Regions from separate parts of the Homo sapiens genome. Here region 2 is linked to region 1. A link is an interaction called in ENCODE POLR2A ChIA-PET data of the cell type or tissue named here. Cell type or tissue: OCI-LY7. All regions are shown on one strand. Each heading gives the region's core, and the rest is flanking DNA. Links, peaks and the distances in the headings are about the cores only. Region 1 has its middle 210 kb from the start of LINC01148. Region 2 has its middle 160 kb from the start of LINC01148.

The links. Peaks named below come from ENCODE experiments on the same cell type or tissue, not always from the same donor. Only the 100,000 strongest peaks of a DNase experiment are listed, where the experiment ranks them.
Region 2: POLR2A ChIA-PET joins it to region 1 with 5 read pairs; 2 of 35 experiments call an interaction of 5 or more read pairs at or near these places.

What each region holds. Positions count from the first base shown.
Region 1 is chr14:87,112,561-87,121,595 of GRCh38, reverse strand. No RefSeq gene overlaps it. Among named protein-coding and RNA genes, the nearest start is that of LINC01148, 210 kb to the right of the region's middle. In OCI-LY7, for the core only: a CTCF peak has its summit at 8,331; a DNase peak (open chromatin) is centred at 8,155; H3K4me3 peaks cover 197 bases; H3K27ac peaks cover 930 bases.
Region 2 is chr14:87,061,169-87,070,203 of GRCh38, reverse strand. No RefSeq gene overlaps it. Among named protein-coding and RNA genes, the nearest start is that of LINC01148, 160 kb to the right of the region's middle. In OCI-LY7, for the core only: CTCF peaks have their summits at 3,577 and 3,788 (motif pointing right); DNase peaks (open chromatin) are centred at 2,923, 3,783, 4,663 and 5,213; H3K4me3 peaks cover 2,644 bases; H3K27ac peaks cover 5,504 bases.

The DNA.
Region 1 (9,035 bases), core at 452-8,451:
CTAATGTATTTAAAGAAGCTAGAACAGTGCCTGGTACTTTTAAGTGCTACATAAATGGCAACTTTTACAATAATTCTTTGGACAAATGATTTTACTGTTGCTACTTTTGCGCTTATTTGCTGCCACTAAATGAGAAAGTCATGCTAGCTATTGGAATCTGTTTCCTCATCTGTAAAATGAGGGTGTTGTACCCTATAAAGTTAGGACTTCCACACTGTCATTCTAAGACACGCAAACATGAATTTGCATGTGTTTATGTTAAACAGTTTGGAGGTGTTTATATAACATTATAATTGGATGTAATAATCTTTATTTATACAAGATATATTAAGTATTTTAATCTTTCTTACATATTTATTGAGTACCTACTACATGTCAGACATTGTATTAGATGCTGGGAATTCAGCATCAAAAACCCAATACCCCTGTACCCTGTTCTTGTAGTGTTTTCATTCTAGAATTTTTCCCTTGGTTTGCAGCTGTATCAGCTACTTGACAGAATACTCAATAAGTGTATAGGGAACTAGGAACTGGGACCTCAATTCCAGCAGTATGTTTAAGTTATTTAACAGTAATTTAATAGGAGGCTTAATGAAATTTTATAGAGATGCAAAAATTCAAAACTTTGAGTGTTAGGTGTCCCATTAAATTGCTAAAAATTGAATTTTTATTTCCTACATTGGCCACATCCTTAAGTTTTAAACCAGAAAAGCCAAGTTTATGCTTGCCAAGAACTCTTTAGGAATGCTAAATACATGTATTAAATTAAAAAAAAAGATAACTTAAGGTGGAAACCTTAAAAATGCAGACCAGTTTATAAAAGACCATGTTACAACCTCAGGACATATTTATAGCTGTACAGAAAATAAATACAGTATGGATTTTTTAAAGATCAACTTATAAACCTGATTTTGAAATTGCTTATAGTGTTTCTGTGTATGAAATGAAGGTGTGAACCAGATTTGGGCTTACATTAATTCTCAGCTGGCTATTTTTGAGGGTATTGAGAGTATAAAGAAGTTCCTCTTGAATATGTTGAGTTTGAGGTGACCACTAGTATCTGAGACGCATGTGGTTTAACAGTGCAGTGTTGCTAATGGTTGATTATTTTGCATTTACAAATTATATGTAGTAATTTTATGTAGTTTGTTAAAAGAAAAACTTTAGCTGAATTAAATTTAAAAGTGTTTATTTTTTTAGACATATATATTTTTTATTATACTTTGAGTTCTAGGGTACATGTGCACCACGTGCAGGTTTGTTACATACTTATAAATGTGCCATATTGGTGTGCTGCCCCTATTAACTTGTCATTTACATTAGGTATATTTCCTAATGCTATCCCTCTCCACTCCTGAGCCTACTCTGGCTTTAGACGATAAAAGTGTTTAATTGAGCAAAGAATGATTCATGAATTGGGCAGCCTCCTGAGCCAGAGTAGGCTCAGAGACTCCAGTGCAGCCAAGTGGTGGAAGAAGATTTATGGACAGAAAAAGGAAAGTGATGTAAAAAAATAAATAAATAAAAATTTAAAAAAACAGCTGGATTGGTTACAATTCAGTGTTTGCCTTATGTGAACACAGTTTAAACAGTTGGGCACCTTTGATTGGCCAAACTCAGTGACTGGAACCACAGTAGACTGCAGCCTGTTTACAACTGCATTTAGGTTATAGTTCACCATGCACAGAGAAACCTTCAGGCTGAATTTAAAATATGTAAGGAGGCAGCTTTAGGCTAAACTTGATTTAACAACCCTCACCATTTGATCATCCTCTCAATCTTGAGAGACTGACCAAAACTTTAGTCATTGATGCCACTATTGCCATCATAAATGTATTTATTTGGTCCTGAAACCATCTGGAAAATAGCAGAACAGTGGGTTTTATAAGGTGGGAACAAGAACTTCAGGTTATTTTTTTTGTAACGGCCAGAGTAGAGGTTACCTCCTATGCTGGAACAGGAGAAAAACAAAATCTGGTTTGTTTTAGGATCTATGTGTTTCTCTAATGTCTTAGTTTGATTATGTCATATTTAGCCCAAGTTACTCCATTTTTGTTTGGTCTGGTCTGTTGGGGACTGGTGCATGAGCTCAGTTCAAAACAATGGCCTCCCATAACTTTGTTTAAAAATTCCCCCATTCTGGTCAGGTTCTCACATAGGTGAGAGTGTGACCAAAACCTAGGGCCTTAGTGCCACTCCCAGTCACCATCATTTCGGGTTTTTGGTCACAGCATGTCATTCATAGGTTATGGTACCCTCAAGTTCACACTTTTCTTTAAGCTCTTGTCATTGCAGTTGAAGGGAGGTTGACATTCTTTTACATTCTAAAGATGGCTGCATGTGAACATTTAAAACTTTTAAGAGAATACAGTGCACCAGGAAGGCTACTATTATAACTATCAGTAGGATAATACCATGAGTTTGGAGTATGCTCCTTAGCCAGGGTCCCAAGAAACCAAATCACTTAAAATCTAATAGATCAAAGAATGAGCTAGATAAATGAGCTAGATAGAGTCTACTCTCTACTCTCTCTCTCTCTTTTTTTTTTTTTTTTTTTTTTTTGAGACGGAGTCTCGCTCTGTCACCCAGGCTGGAGTGCAGTGGCGGGATCTCGGCTCACTGCAAGCTCCGCCTCCCGGGTTCAAGCAATTCTCTTGCCTCAGCCTCCCAAGTAGCTGGGACTACAGGCGCCCGCCACTACGCCCGGGTAATTTTTGTATTTTTAGTAGAGATGAGGTTTCACCATGTTGGCCAGGATGGTCTTGATCTCCTGACCTTGTGATCCACCTCCCTCTGCCTCCCAAAGTGCTGAGATTACAGGCGTGAGCCACCATGCCCAGCCTAGAGTCTACTCTCTTTAACTAAGCAGTCTCTTCATGTAAGGGATTCATTAATCCCTTACAACTGAATCTCTATAATACCTGATATGATGTATTTCTCCATGGGCAACAAGTGCCAGCAGCTGCACAGATACTTCTCTGTTTAGCCAGTATGTGATCTGGAGCAATTCTATTATTTTGCATAATCTTCACAACAGAATTTAAAGTCGAAACTGCTATACAACCTATCATGAGAGTAAATTTCTAATCATTGCCTCATTTACTCCAAACCATGGAAAAAAGGACCTAACAAATTATACCACTCTAGAAGAGTGAAGGCCTCCTGGCAATGTTCTCTTTAACCTAGGATGTAGGTTAAGAGGAGTGGACTAATGTTTGGTTTCTGACTGATTATGAGGCAATGTATATACCATTAAAGTTTCTCACCTACTTTGGGCCTTCATCTTCCATCTGTCAAGTCATAAGGTTATCCAGGTATAAGGCTGGCTTCAAAATCCTTCACAAATAAAAGTATACCCCACGAGTGCGCACAATAGACCCCCTTTTCACTTCTATTGTTCACAGAGGCATAAGCAAGGAGGAAAAAAAAAAAGTAAGTTAGGAGTCTCATCTTAATAGAGAAATCTTGATCCATGATCTTGGGAAAAAGCTGTCCACATCAAGGATGCTATCTTCTTCAGCAGAGAAACCTCCCTAGTTAGCTTTATCTTAAGGTTTCCAATGGGTGTACAGTTCCAAGAGTGTGGAGGGGCTTTTCTGAGTTGTGAGGTTATGAACCCAAGGTTTAAGGTCCCAAAGTTTTGCTGCAGTATGGTTGGCAAGGGCACTCTCTCTGATGTTCTCAGAAGATCCAATCTTTTGGTTCTTGATTGTGAAGGGGTTGATTGTCTTCAGTCGGTGAACCATGATAAGCTTTCATTACATGGTGAAAACACTCTGTGGCATAATAAGCTACTGTTATAGTATCAGCCCTCGTAGATGGAAAAGCTTTGATATAACCAGAAAACATGCATTGAAGAAATGACAATGGAATGAAATCCCTTTATAAAGGTTTAAATGGCCCATCAGGTAGCTGAATGCACCTGAAGTTTTCATTTTCTTCCCAAGAACATGGGTTTGACAAACCAAACGTTGGTCACAAACAATTTTAGCCATTTAGAAGTCAACACACACACACACACACACACACACACACACACATATATATATATATATATAATTTGGATCATTTTATTTTTTCCATGATGAGTCATGGAATGCAAAACTTTTAATAACAAAAGCTTTAAAGACTCAGGAAGGACAAGATGGCTGTTCTGGTTCTTCAGGAGTCCATGCTTAATATTGGACTCACGTCCTCTTGAATACCAGTTGTTTCTCCAATTCAGGTGCATAGCACTGGTAACTGATGGATTATCATAGGTAATTTAACTTAGGCCATGGAGTTCATTCAAGTTGTGTATCTAAACAAATTCAGTATTGGCTGATTTAACATACAAATCTGGCAAAGTATTATCTTGGTATTCAATTAATTTTTGTTCTGCTTGGGTTAGCAGTTTTATAAACCAGTCAGTCTTTCCATTAAAGTTCCAGGAATTCTTACCCAGTCCAAATAATATGATTTTAAAGTCAATAGAAATCTGTATCCAAGAGTGATTTTCAGGGTCTTTTCCATCCTTTCATGAACCTCCTTAAAGACAACATATTCTAGGATTTTGAGTACTGGTGGAGTTTTCAGAAACTGCATCAGAATTAAGCAATTAACTGTGAATTTAAAATAGTCATAATTAAAGACACAATTGACAAGGAAATTTGGTTATTTCTGTGGTCTACAATTACTTAATAACCATAATTATAATTGATAGCATACACTCAGGTATATTAGAATTTTAGAAATTCCATACAATTTTGGAACACATTCATTAAAATATAACCTGAAGAAGGCTAAACATTATTTCTTATTTGACAATGATTCCCATCTAACTTAACATGTCAGATAATCCTGTTTACCTCTCTTTTGGGTGCTTCAGGTGCTCTCTGTAGCATCCCAAAGTTAGAGGGCAAAAACGACTTAATTTTGAAGCTGAAGTTTGATTTTGGGAAGCCTGTCAACTATGTAAAAGGTTTAAAATACTTGACCAAAATAGGAAGACAGGTCACTGTAAAGCAATAGTCACTCATTTAACCAAAGTGACAATTAAAAGATTTTTAAAAACAAAAACCTGTACTCTGATAAAAAAGAGTCAGTCTTCCAAACCACCAAAGACCTAAGATATCATGAGATGAAATCTGTCTCCTTGTTCTTTCCTCTCCCCATTTTCCCCCCTTTTGCAGTTTACTCAAAAAGTGAATAAAAATATTTTAATGTCTTATTAATAATACACAAAATTTTTGTTCCAAACAGAAAACCAAATTTTACTTTTGTATTAGTGTATTATCAATATTAAAACTAATTTTAATAAAACATCCTAAATAAATTTGTCAAATCTATAATCTTTTAACAAGATTTTCATAAACTTTTCATTTTACATTTTTTCCAACTTTCTATATTTATCTCATTTTATCAAATTTTTTACTCCTTCAATCTGAAACCTTTAAGAAACCAGACAAAATTTTTAACACACATTTTTATGCCCTTTTAACTTTCCTCATCAAATGCATATTTTGCATTAGTTTATACACTCTGCATACAGAATTGTTTCTCTCATATCTAGTAGTTTTTACTCTTAGTAAACCTAATTTCTAGTGAAAACCCTCAAAAGTAATTTTGAAAGTAATTTTGAAAGTAATTTTATATCAGTATTTGTAGATAAAAAATTTTTATAATTTTTTTAGAAAAATAGTTTTCCCAAGTTTTCTGAAGTTTGAAGGAATTTCAATTCCATTTTAAAATTCAATTTTCTAAAGTTTGAAGAAACTTCAATTCTTCAAATTATTATCAACAGATCTAAATATATTTAGCTTTTCTGTGCTATATAAAACAACATGTCAAGGTATATAAACTTAAACTCATGTCTAATAAATTAATATTTCAGTACCTTAAAGATGACTCAGACAGTTTATGATTATCTATTACCTATTTTAACATAACATGACTCTAGGATTTTAGATTACTGGAAATAATTTTGAAGCTACAAACTACACTGGTAGCTTCCCTAATGTCTTCCCCCAGTAATTCTAGGTCCTAAGTAGCCACGTGGCACCCAGGAGGACTGTGAAGGTCAAGACCTCTCTGCATCCATCAGGTCAGAAGTCAAAGCTGTGAAGGCTATACCTTGAGGATCCAACCCCTCCCAAAATAGCCAGGAGGCAAAACAGGGAAAGCAGAGGGAAAAGGGGCCATTATCAGGCTTAATTCTGGCTTGTAGCTGCTGGTCTAGGCACTAAGATCATGTCTCCAGACCTGATTATAGCCATCTATCCAGACCTGATTGTAGCCATCTATCCAGACCTCTGAACCCAGAGACTCTAAACCAAAGACATAAGCTCACAGTCAAATCAAGCAAGTAGCTAATTATATTTAACTGATAATTTTGAAACAATTTCTATTTTACCAACAATTTAAAAACCAGTTTTATTTACCAAATATCACATACACATAACACATATAGACATACAAACACACAGATGCGGCTCCTATAGCTCTCATAAAGGATTTTCATTTGCGGGCTTTCAAATACTTTTTGTTCTCCACATTCTGTCTATCAATATTCTAATTACTGGTTTCATTGCCCTAAGTATTTTTAACTAGGCAACAAACTTGCATTTCTAAAAGGATAACTCATAGGTGGAACAAAAAATTATATTTTATAAGCACAGAGCTAAGATTTTAGGTCTAAATATTGTATCATCATTTGCTCAAACCAAGGGGGAAAACATTGCTCAAATTAAAGTTCACTTAAGATGGCCAGAAAAGCTTAAACAAAGGTATGACTTCTTATGTAAATTTAAAAGAATGGTATGAGTTCCTAATGTACAGGGGCAGACATCCTTAAAAATGCAGATTTCCTTTATAGACGTAAATTTCTTTTACAAAAGAGTTTCAATATAGGCAATTAAATTCCAAAAAGGTGTATTTTAGTTTAATAGGGTGTTCCTCTTGAAACAGCTACTGTTTTTTAGCTAAAATTACTCAGTTCAGGGTAATGGGTCAAGCCCATTAAGGAATAGGGCTAACAAAGCATTATATGCCTGGACGCAGCATGGATAGATCTGAAAAAGAAATACGCCTATTTTACCTGACGGCCTACCTTATATACACACCTTATCTAGGATAGCTTTCCTTCCACCTTTGCGATGGGATAGTAACTAGGACAAAAGTTTAGCAAATTTAATTTTTTTCAATTAGTCACGTAAGCATTTTATTTGCCTTTTATAAAGTCTTTAAATAAAAGTATTGAAATCTTTTTAGAACCTTCTGCATATCAACAGGCATCCCTAGATGAGACTAATTTGGGAGCCCTCATTTTCAAATGCACTTCAGTGCAATGTAGTCATCTGGAACATTCCACTGTAACATATCTTTAGTCAGATTTCACCATTTCTGTAAGAGTTTGCTACTTCTGGGGCCTAGTACTTATGCATGTATAAGCTGGAAAGAACTCAGTTCTATAGAAATTAAAGATCCCATTTTTACCTCAAATATTGGCTTTGGCTCTCAGGTTTCCTTGATCAAGTTAGCCAATGATTTTTTTTTCCTACTTAAGTGCTCAAGAAAAATGTAACAAAGAGGTAGAACACAAAAATCCCTGCAAATTTCAAAAAGCTAAATTTTACACCTCCTGCAGTATTGCCATTTACTACTGGTTTATTTTTGACACAGTGAGATGTGAGAGGCCTCTAACTGGATCCAAACCAGTTAATTACTAGATCCAATCTGATCCTAGACCCGGTCCAGTTTCTGTCCTGATGTCTAAATCCAGTTTGCATCAGAAATTTGCTCAAATAAACTCAGAGAGCTCAAAACACAAATTCATGGAGCTTCAGAATCCGAGAGAACTCAGCATGATCCCCAGCTACTCCAAGAGAGCAATGGGCATGATGGGCCAGGCAGGTACCTCACTTGGTCACTCAGCACTCCTGGGGGTTATTAGAAGCTCTGTTTTGGATCCCACTTCTAATGTCATCTGTTAAAAGAAATACTTCTGCTGAATTAAATTTTAAAAAATTTAATCGAGCAAAGAACGATTCATGAATCGAGCAGCCTCCCGAGCCAGAGTAGGCTCAGAGACTCTAGCAAAGCCACGTGGTGGAAGATTTATGAACAGAAAAAGGGAAGTGATGTAAAGAAAATGGAAGTGAAGTACAGAAACAGCTGGATTGCTCTCAGCTCATCATTTGCCTTATTTGAATAGTTTGAACAGTTGGCCATCTTTGAGTGGCCAAGAATAGACTACAATCTGTATATAACTCCATTCAGGTTGTAGTTCTCAATGTACAGAGACACCTTTAGGCTGAACTTAAAATATGTAAGGATGCAGCTTTAGGCTAAACTCAATTTAACAAGTTCAACTTAATATTAGATGCTAATAGTTTAAAGGAAGGTTTAATTGAACTCCCATAGTGATGGAAATGTTTATATCTGCCATGTGCAATATAATATCCACTAGCCAACATGGGAAATGTGTCTGGGTAATGGAGGGGATGAATTTCTAATTCTAGTTAATTTCAATTTATTAAAATTTAAATAGTTCCATGTGGCTAGTGGCTACCTTATGAGACAGAAAAGTTTAGAAATGTAAGTCAGAGAACTACATACATCAACATGGATTATGACTTTTTCAGGACAAAGAATGGAGTTTTATGTATTTAACAGCAATCTTGTTTAAAAAACACTATTAATATTCCTATTTTACAGATGGTGAAAACTAAGGTGGAGTGGCACTATATTATTTGGTCAGGTTCATCCACATTTGGGAAAAGGTTTAGAAACATGGGTCTTTAGGTGAGCAGGTGTCAGAACATTGAAGAGAAAGCAAGGAACAAAGATGTCCATATTCTAATGGCCAGAGCCTGGGAATACACTGCCATGTAAGGAGACTGTGTAGATGTGATTAAGTTAACAATGTTGAGTGGTGGGATTATTCACATGGGTGCAATATAATCACAAGGATCCTTGTAAATAGAAGACAGAGGCAGAAAGAAAGAATGAAAGGGATGGCATCAAAAGAAAGATTTGTCCCTACATCATAAGAAAGA
Region 2 (9,035 bases), core at 611-8,610, 52 kb after region 1:
AATATGGTAGAGACTCAGCATTAGAATTTAAAGGCATGGAGCAGAGAAAAAGAAAGGTCAATTTACTGCACTAAGGTTGAAGCCATTCAGATGCCAAATTCTTGCTCAAGTCTTAGAGATGGTTTCTTAACTAGGATTTCCTGAAATAGTGGCTTATATTTCAGTAGTTTAGTTGGTAATATAATCCCAGTGGACAGAAATAGAGAACAGTGGAGTAAAACAGAGAAGAATAAAGGTGAAAGAAAGGTATCATCCATCTATGAGACTATGCCCATGAGTTACTAAGGCCCAATGCTACTTGGACTTTCTGAAAAGGCTTAAGAAATACAGTTCAGACGGTTCCATGAGAATGAAAGGGGAAACAGCCACTTGCTCTCACCACGTTGATTAAAAATGACCCCATAGGCATTGACTCCACTCTAAACACACACATACACACACATTTTAGCTGCTAAGGTGTAAGACAAGAAGATCCCTTCCCCACCACCCCAGGAAGGAAGGAAGAGCTACTTCGTTTACCTCAGGAAAAGGCTGTACCTGCTAGAAGAGGATCCTCTGGAAGCCAGCAAGAAACTAGTTCCTGCAGCTATAGCTGGAGGCACAGGTGAAGCAAGATGATTTTGAAGTGGTGCATGAGAGGGATTTGATAATAGAAAACAGATTCCTTGCAAGGTTGTTCTCAGATGTTTATCTCTATTTTGCAATAGTCCTTCATTAGGTATGGTGAATACGTGGTATAGTAGAAGTACTTTGTTAGGGAAAAAACAAACAATCCCAAAAAAAAAAAAAAAAAACCTCCTTGACCTCAATAAGCAAGTCATAGAAAACGGGAATATTTGAAGCAAATTAGGGAACATTAAAGACACTACAGCTGAGGTCCAAAAAAGCAGAAAGTACTGAGACTTGGGCTAATTCAATCAAGGAAGACTCTTGGAAACTGGGTGGTCAGAGGGCCCCGGGAGGGTGAGTGTAATCACGTTGTGAGGGTGATCTGCCTGTAACACCCATCACCCCATTGATTTCCAGTATTAATCTGGTAGCAATAACTATCAATCTATATGTACTTACATAGGAGCTTATAGTTCACACACTGCATCACATACATTGGCACATTAAAAAACTTTTTTGCTATCTATTGTTACTGAATAGCTAACACTTGATGATTCAAAGAGTTTTTTTAGGTTTTATTTTGTTTTTAATTGACACATAATAGTTGTACTTATTTATGGGGTACAGTGTGATTTTTAAAGGCAAAATAAGATGAAAAATTGAAAAAGTTATCTGAATAATTCAAACCCAATACTAATGTCATTTGCATCATTCTGTGTTAGCAGACAACTTTCAACTTCCAAATTAACATCAGCATATTTTTTTGTAATTCAATCTTTCAGTAATTAACTATAGTAACTTATCTGCATTGTTCGCTATGTTTTTCTTACCAGGTGAGTAAATTTTAAAGATATTTTACATCTCTTTAATCTTATGATTTCATTTAGTATAGATCTATTTTCCTAAAAAGTTGAAATCATTTTATTACTTTACTTGTACCCTTTTTTTGTTCTTTAAAAAGTTTTAAGGTATAAGTGATTAAAAACAAACAAGCCAACAAAAACTAATATTCTCTCCATATATGATAATAGTAATTATTAAATAAGACTAATAAAGGAAAAATGCCATATATGATAATAGTAATTATTAAATAAGACTAATAAAGGAAAAATGCCATATCAACATTAAATAATAGTATTAAAACGTCAAGAGCTTTCAAATAAATTATTTAATAGTATTACACAATCTGCAAAACAAAAAAATATTTTTAAAAAGCATTAGGACTTTTATATATACAGGGAAACTGAGGCTTAGTGAAGTTAAGTGTCTTACTCACTCCATATTTCATAATTGGAAGAACTGGGACTAGGCTTATATCCTCTGACTTCTGGGCCAGTGATCTTTCTACAGCAGAATCGTGTAGGTGAGAATTAGGCACAGAGTCCAAGGCACAACTTGAATATGGGATTCAGTCACTGCTCATACTGTGGGTTACGTGCAGACTGAATTAGATGGAATAAAGCATACTCTAGGATGTTCCTTCTAGCGTTTTGAGAACTAGTACAGTTTTAGGAACATAAAGAAACTTTCAATTAATATCAGTCATTGTTACTATAGTTATATAGATGTAGGACAAGGACTAAGAGCCTGGGGGAGAAACTCAAAGAAGATGCAAAGGAAAAGGGTTGGGCAGATATAGCATTTTTTTTTTTTTTTTTGAGACAGAGTCTCATACTGTTGCCCGGGCTGGAGTCCAGTGACACGATCTCTGCTCACGGCAACCTCTGCCTCCCAGGATCAAGCAATTCAGCCTCCCGAATAGCTGGGATTACAGGCGCCTGCCGCCATGCCTCACTAATTTTTTGTATTTTTAGTAGAGACGCGGTTTCACTATGTTGGCCAGGCTGGTCTCAAATGCCTGACCTCATGATTCACCCGCCTCTCAGCCTCCCAAAGTGATGGGATTACAGGCCTGAGCCACCACGCCCGTCCAGATCATAGCCTTTTAATTAGCAAGAATTTGAAGTTTTTTTTAACTTTTGCATAGGCTGGGGGAGATGGGTAGAGAGAATCCATCTCTAGTTCTTTACCAGGGCTAAACCTGCATGTTTTACATTTTAATTCACAGCAGTAGTTTTTAGCTTCTTAGTCTTTTCAGTTATTTGGTAACTACTTATTGATTCTAATAAGTGCAAAACACTGCAGGTCTGATTATGAGAGGCACAAAGCTCTATTCTTAAGTAGTGGTTGACAATCTTGCTAAGGAGATAAGTCTTGAACATCTGCATTTCCAATCCAGGGCAGTGAAACAAGGCTGGGAGAGACTTTCAGACACGTGTTAACAGCAGAAGTGAAACAGAATGATTAGCAACTGATTTGTGTTCTTTCTCCCATACGTCTTTGGAAGCCACCTGTGGTGGCAACGGCTGTTAGGCCCCTCAGCAAGCCTCTAGCAAGACCTGTAGCACTGCAATGTCCAAGTACACTGCATTTTGAATATTTGAAGAAATGGTGTCTGGGCCATAACCAGGTTGGCCTTCTTTTCCGCAGGCATTGCCTCTGGGGAGCTCTGCACAGGGCCCCACACTAGCTCTTAAGTCCAGAGGCAGAAGAGTGATAAAGGATGAATGTTTTGCAAAAACCCGTACAGGTCAGCGCTCTTGTCAAAACCTGAATTCACAGAGGCTTGGGTATTTATGCCAAAAAGAAAAATCTGTGAATAAATACATGTACATGGTTTCAAAACAGTGTTTTAAAAATTCATCTTATTCAGGGGTTGTAGATACTAGGCATGACTCCGATTTTTAGGAAAAAACAATGATACATAAAGGTAAAGGAGACAGTTTCATTACTGGCTAGAGAATATGAGATGGCAAATAGTAAATTATGTATGACTTCCACATTTATCTCAAGTGAAAAGCATAAATGTGTCCTAATACTTCATTTCCATTTTTGCTTTTTTTAAAAAAAAACTTACTGATCTCCAAATGAAAGAAAATATATTTTATTAAAAGAACTGCCTATTCTAATATTACTTTACGTGCAAATTCCACTCAAGTCTTCAGCCAAGTTTTCATAAATTACGTAGAGAGAAATTAAGCAAAATTATGCTGACTACCCATTCTCCTGAAAATCCCAGGATTCTTAGTTGTCAGGAAACATATGATTCTTGTATTAACAATGTGGGTAAACCTGGTCAAGGTTCCTTTTGGCCTTGAACTTTACTGCCAGCCTATAGATGGCAGCAAACTTACACACCATTGCCAGAGTCTAACCTTTCCATTGCTACTTCCAATTACTCTTTCCTACTAGTGTTTTTATTATATGGACAAGTTATTTATGATTAGAAGTATTAAGTAATTCATATATGAATATCATAGCTTTACCAGAATACAATTCCAGAACACACTAGAAAATTGAGGGAAAACAAAAGTAAAATGAAAATAATCAGGAATAAGATTGGCAAAAAGTTGATATTCTCATAGTCAAAACTTGTTTTTGGATTTAGTGTTATTGAGTAGAAATTAAAATGGCCTTTTAATCAGGCCATTTGACATAATAACGTTCTTTAGTATTGTTTAAGTTGAACGATGGTGCCCTATTGCATAGTTTAATCATGTGTACTGCCAGTAAAGATTTTCTCTTGAAGTAAGTAAGCTAGAGTTGTTACATTTATAAGAAAACATATCCAATATGCCTAAAATAATAGGTAGCAATGACCAATTAGCAATGATAATAAGTTTTCATGTGAAGGAATCATCACCGAATGTTCTATTGCCATGGTCTTACTATCTGTTGCCCTTTCTGGAATATCATTACCACTTAAGAGAGATTTGATTCCATTTATTGATAGTGAGGCCATATAAACCTTTTGATATCAGTTGTATTCTATCCATCATTAGCTGAGAATGGATTTTTTTTTCACAGAGAATAATAGGAGATAATGAAGATAAAACCAGTTACTAAAACTAGGGTTCAGTGATCATCAGCACATTAATATTTGCATTTTAGGCCCCAAGGAACTGTTTAGAGGACATCTGCCTTATTAGCCCGGCTTCACGAGCCATAAAGGATTTTGTTTTGCATGATTCATTGTTCAACAAAATGTCATAGGAACCAGACCCATTTGCCTTCTAAAGCCACCTGTCTTCTGGCAGAAACAGGTGTGCAGTCTCCTGGAAGAAACAGGTAACATTCTCACTGTAAAGCAGCACTGACCAAAGAAAGGCCACAAGAGAAATATGCTTACAAGGGAGAAGCTGAGACCATGACAGCTTGGCCATTAGTGTGCAAGTATTGGATATGAGAGAGACACCTCTTTGTGTTAGCATCTGTTGAGGCTAAGAATTGGAGCTGGTTAGATATTAACCTCCTAAACTGGTATTTTGGAGTGATTATTTATTAGATAATAATCACCATATTTTTGTTACATCCAATTGCAGGTCTGTCACATATTTATTTATGTGACTTTTTACTTAGGTAGTGATATGGTTTGGCTCTGTGTCTTCACCCAAATCTCATGTCGAATTGTAATCCCCATGTATCCCCCATGCTGTTCTCATGTTAGTGAGTTCTCACAAGATCTGATGATTTAAAAGTGTGACACGTCCCCCCTCCTCTGGCTCTCTCTCCTGAAGCCTTGTGAAGAAGGTGCTTGCTCCTCCTTCCTCTTTCACCATGATTATAAGTTTCCTGAGGCCTCATCAGGCATGTAGAACTGTGAGTCAATTAAACCTCTTTTCTTTATAAATTACCCAGTCTCAGGTAGTTCTTTATAGCAATGTGAAAACGGACTAACACAGGTAGACTTTAAATGAACTCAGTGATCTCATCCACCTCCTTACCCAGCTCTGCTCTGTTTTTATCAATGCAAGAATATCAGGGAAATCATAGAGGGGATGTATTACATATATTTTTTCTAAGACACATAAAAACAGGCACATGATTTAACATTTAAAAATGTTTCTGTGTTTAAACAAAGTTTCTGGCACACTACATGTACTTGATAAATGTTGGCTATTGTTATTATAATTACTTTTTGATCTATATAAATCTGATGGATAATCTACAGTCAATTAGAACAGAGTCATTGCTAAAATGTTGCTAAGTACTATGAAAATTGCAGCAGCTTAATTCTTCCATAATATTTACTGAAATTTTGGAATGGGTACAGGGTTTACTTATGCATCATATGCACCAGAATCTGCACAAAGCCCTTCACATATGATGTTATATCATCAAAGAAGCAATGCTATAAAATAGAGCTAATCACATGCATTTGTCGGATGGGAACACTGAGAGTAGAATTCATTTGTATAAAGCCACAGAGATGGAAGGTAAAGTGTTTTGGAAAGGGATCACAAACTCAGAAGCCTCTAGGCACCAAGAATGTGGCACATCAGTAGCTAAGAGCAGGGAGGTGATAGTGCTTGGTGATGTTAGGTAAAGTATTGAGGAGTGCTGGAGCCTCTGGTGAACTGCAGGGTATATATCCATAGTAAGAATTTCTCCTGCCATCAGTTCCAGAAATGTTGACTCAGTTCTTAGATCATTTTTCAACAGAAGAGGGCAATGCAGCTGAGCACGGTGGCTCGTGCCTGTAATCCCAGCACTTTGGGAGGCTGAGGAGGGCGGATCATTAGGTCAGGAGTTCGAGACCAGCCTGCCCAATATGGTGAAACCCCGTCTCTCCTAAAAATACAAAAATCAGCCGGGTGTGGTGGTGTGCACTTGTAGTCCCAGCTATTTGGGACGGGGGTTGCTGAGGCAGGAGAATCACTCGAACCCAGGAGGCGGAGGTTGCAGCGAGCCGAGATCGCGCCACTGCACTCCAGCCTGGGAGACAGAGCAAGACTCCGTCTCCAAAAAAAAAAAAAAAAAAAAAAAAGTGCCCAATGCAGATTTTTTTTTTCTGTGCAGTCTTCTTAGTTTTATTTTTGGCAACTGATTGGAATGTGGGCAAATAAAAAGCTCATCTAATGGTCATAAGCTACAGATTTTCAACTTCCGCCTCAGAGGGAGCTTCTGACCCACTTCCATTTCCAAAGTAAAAGAGATGCTAACATGGACACATTTGGTCTACTTTACTAAATAAAGACTGAACCTTCCTTTAAAGAGCAAAAGTAATATAAGTTTGGATTATGATAATTACACACACACACACACACACACACACACACACACAGACTTTTTTGAGTCCTCTTTCTTTGTCTTGTTTTGTTCCTTGAGTTATTTTTCTTTTCTTATTCACTCATGTTTCTGAAACAGTGATACAAGTCATAACTTGTCTCAGTCTAGAATTTAGACATTATGTGGGCCAATAAGTGATGAACAACTTCCTGAGGCTTATACATATAATGCAGTATGAAAAATTTGGGCTAGAACACCAAAAATCATTTTTTTTTCTTTTAAATAGAAAGCACGTTTCTTGTATTAACTTCTGGTTTTTTTAAATATAAAATGAAAACTTTGAGTTTATCATGCCCATACATTTATATGGGCATCACTGAACAGGACTGGGGAATAACTGCAGAGCCTCATTGATATGGTTTGGCTCTGTGTCCCCACTCAATTCTCATGTAGAACTATAATCCCCACATATCAGGGGAGGGGCCTGGTGGCAGTGATTATATCTTGGGGGCAAATTTCCCCCTTGCTGTTCTCATGATAGTGAGTGAGTTCTCATGAGATCTGGTGGTTTAAAGCTGTGTGGCACTTTGCCCTTCACTTGTCTCGCTCCCCTGCTCCACCATGGGAAGATGTACCTTGCTTTCACCACACCTTTCGCCATGATTGTAAGTTTCTGCCACGATTGTAAATTTCCTGGGGAGTCAGCCATGCAGAACTGTAAGTAAATTAAACTTATTTTCTTTATCAATTACCCAGTCTCTGGTATTTCTTTACAGCAGTGTGAAAACAGACTACTACACTCATTTTCAGAACCTGCTAGTTGCTTGGCTGATTTTGGAAAAAGGGTCATGTAGTCAGGGTGTAAGTCATGGCCATTAAGAACATGATTGTTTCTGTTGATGCCATGGTTGATTTTGACAATGCCAAAGATCCACCCACAAATTTCAATCAATCTTTGAAGACTATGGCTAGAGGGATTGGTGAAGGGCCACCCACAAAAGACCTTTTGCTTATTTCAAATTTGACTTCTCACAATACATATTGAGTCTAGTGATTATATGTAGGGTGATCATTCACCACTGCTTTACAATCCTTTTAGGATGTACTTTCCTCAAAGGATTCTGTATTTGAAAGTTCTTGTCAACCAAACAAATTATATATAAGAAAAACATTAAGTCACCCTCTAATATTACATTAATAAAATACAAAAACAACTGAGTGTACAATAAAAGCAGTAACTTCCAAATGATGTTAAATTGCCTTGTTTAATTATATATTTGATACTTAGATATACTGTGCTGTTTTACTTTCTAATTAGTAGCATATGTTTTCCTTAATAACTTGAATGTTCTGGAGGCTGTTATTATCAATATCTAGACATCCAGAGACCTCAGAATAAGAACAATGTTCTGTGATCTATGATTTAGGAATTTAATTCTTTATCACTCATTTGTCCTCATAAATATTTCTGGATACCTTTCGTATGTCTTCTCTTTCAAGGAGGCTTTTATAATTCACTGGATGCCATGCATTCACTATTTTTTCTCATTTTCTGATAAGCACATGGGAAGAAGAAAATCACAATCTTGGTGCGTTTGCAGGATTAATTCCAGAAAGCAGAAAGTGGGAAAGTGGTTATATACCACTTCCAAGTCTAGCCCCAAGTTCCCAATGAGATTTTTTTTCTCATTGAGATTCTCTTTCTGCTCTCTGGTTAGCCAAATACAGAGAATTAATCACAGACCTTCATGGTTACAAGGGTCACTAATACCACTTTGAGCAGAGTCACCCTTCCAAGATTCCAAAGGATCTCTCTCCAGAATTTCTTTCAGTTGTACTTGCAATTATATTGTGTCAAGGTTTTGAGCTTTCCAGATTTACCTGTTTCAGCACTTAGTGTTACTCTGATTTAAAAAATCTTCTATCTTCTCTCTACTCATTTTGCCCTTCCTTGGGTGCTTGAATGGGAATTTATTTTTTCTTCTTTAAGTGAACCTTTAAAGTTTGTCAATATTGACATGGTAATGCTTCTGATGCTTTGAGTCTGAGACGGGAATAGAATAGATATTTGTATCATCCCATCTTATAGATGAGGGTTCCTAGTCTTAAAGTGATTGAATGACTTGCTCAGTTATGAAGCTAATAATAGATGCAGTTGAAACCCAAATGTAGGTCTATCGGCTCAAAATCTTGGCTTTCTTCCCCTAGATGATCCGGACTATTCATTACAAATGCTAAAGCCTTGTTTCCCAGATCCCCAAGGCCAGATGTGATCAACTAATCAATGCCAATGGAAAAGAGTTCACCATCTTTCTAACATTTGCTAGAAAAACAACATCTTTCCATTTTAACCTTCT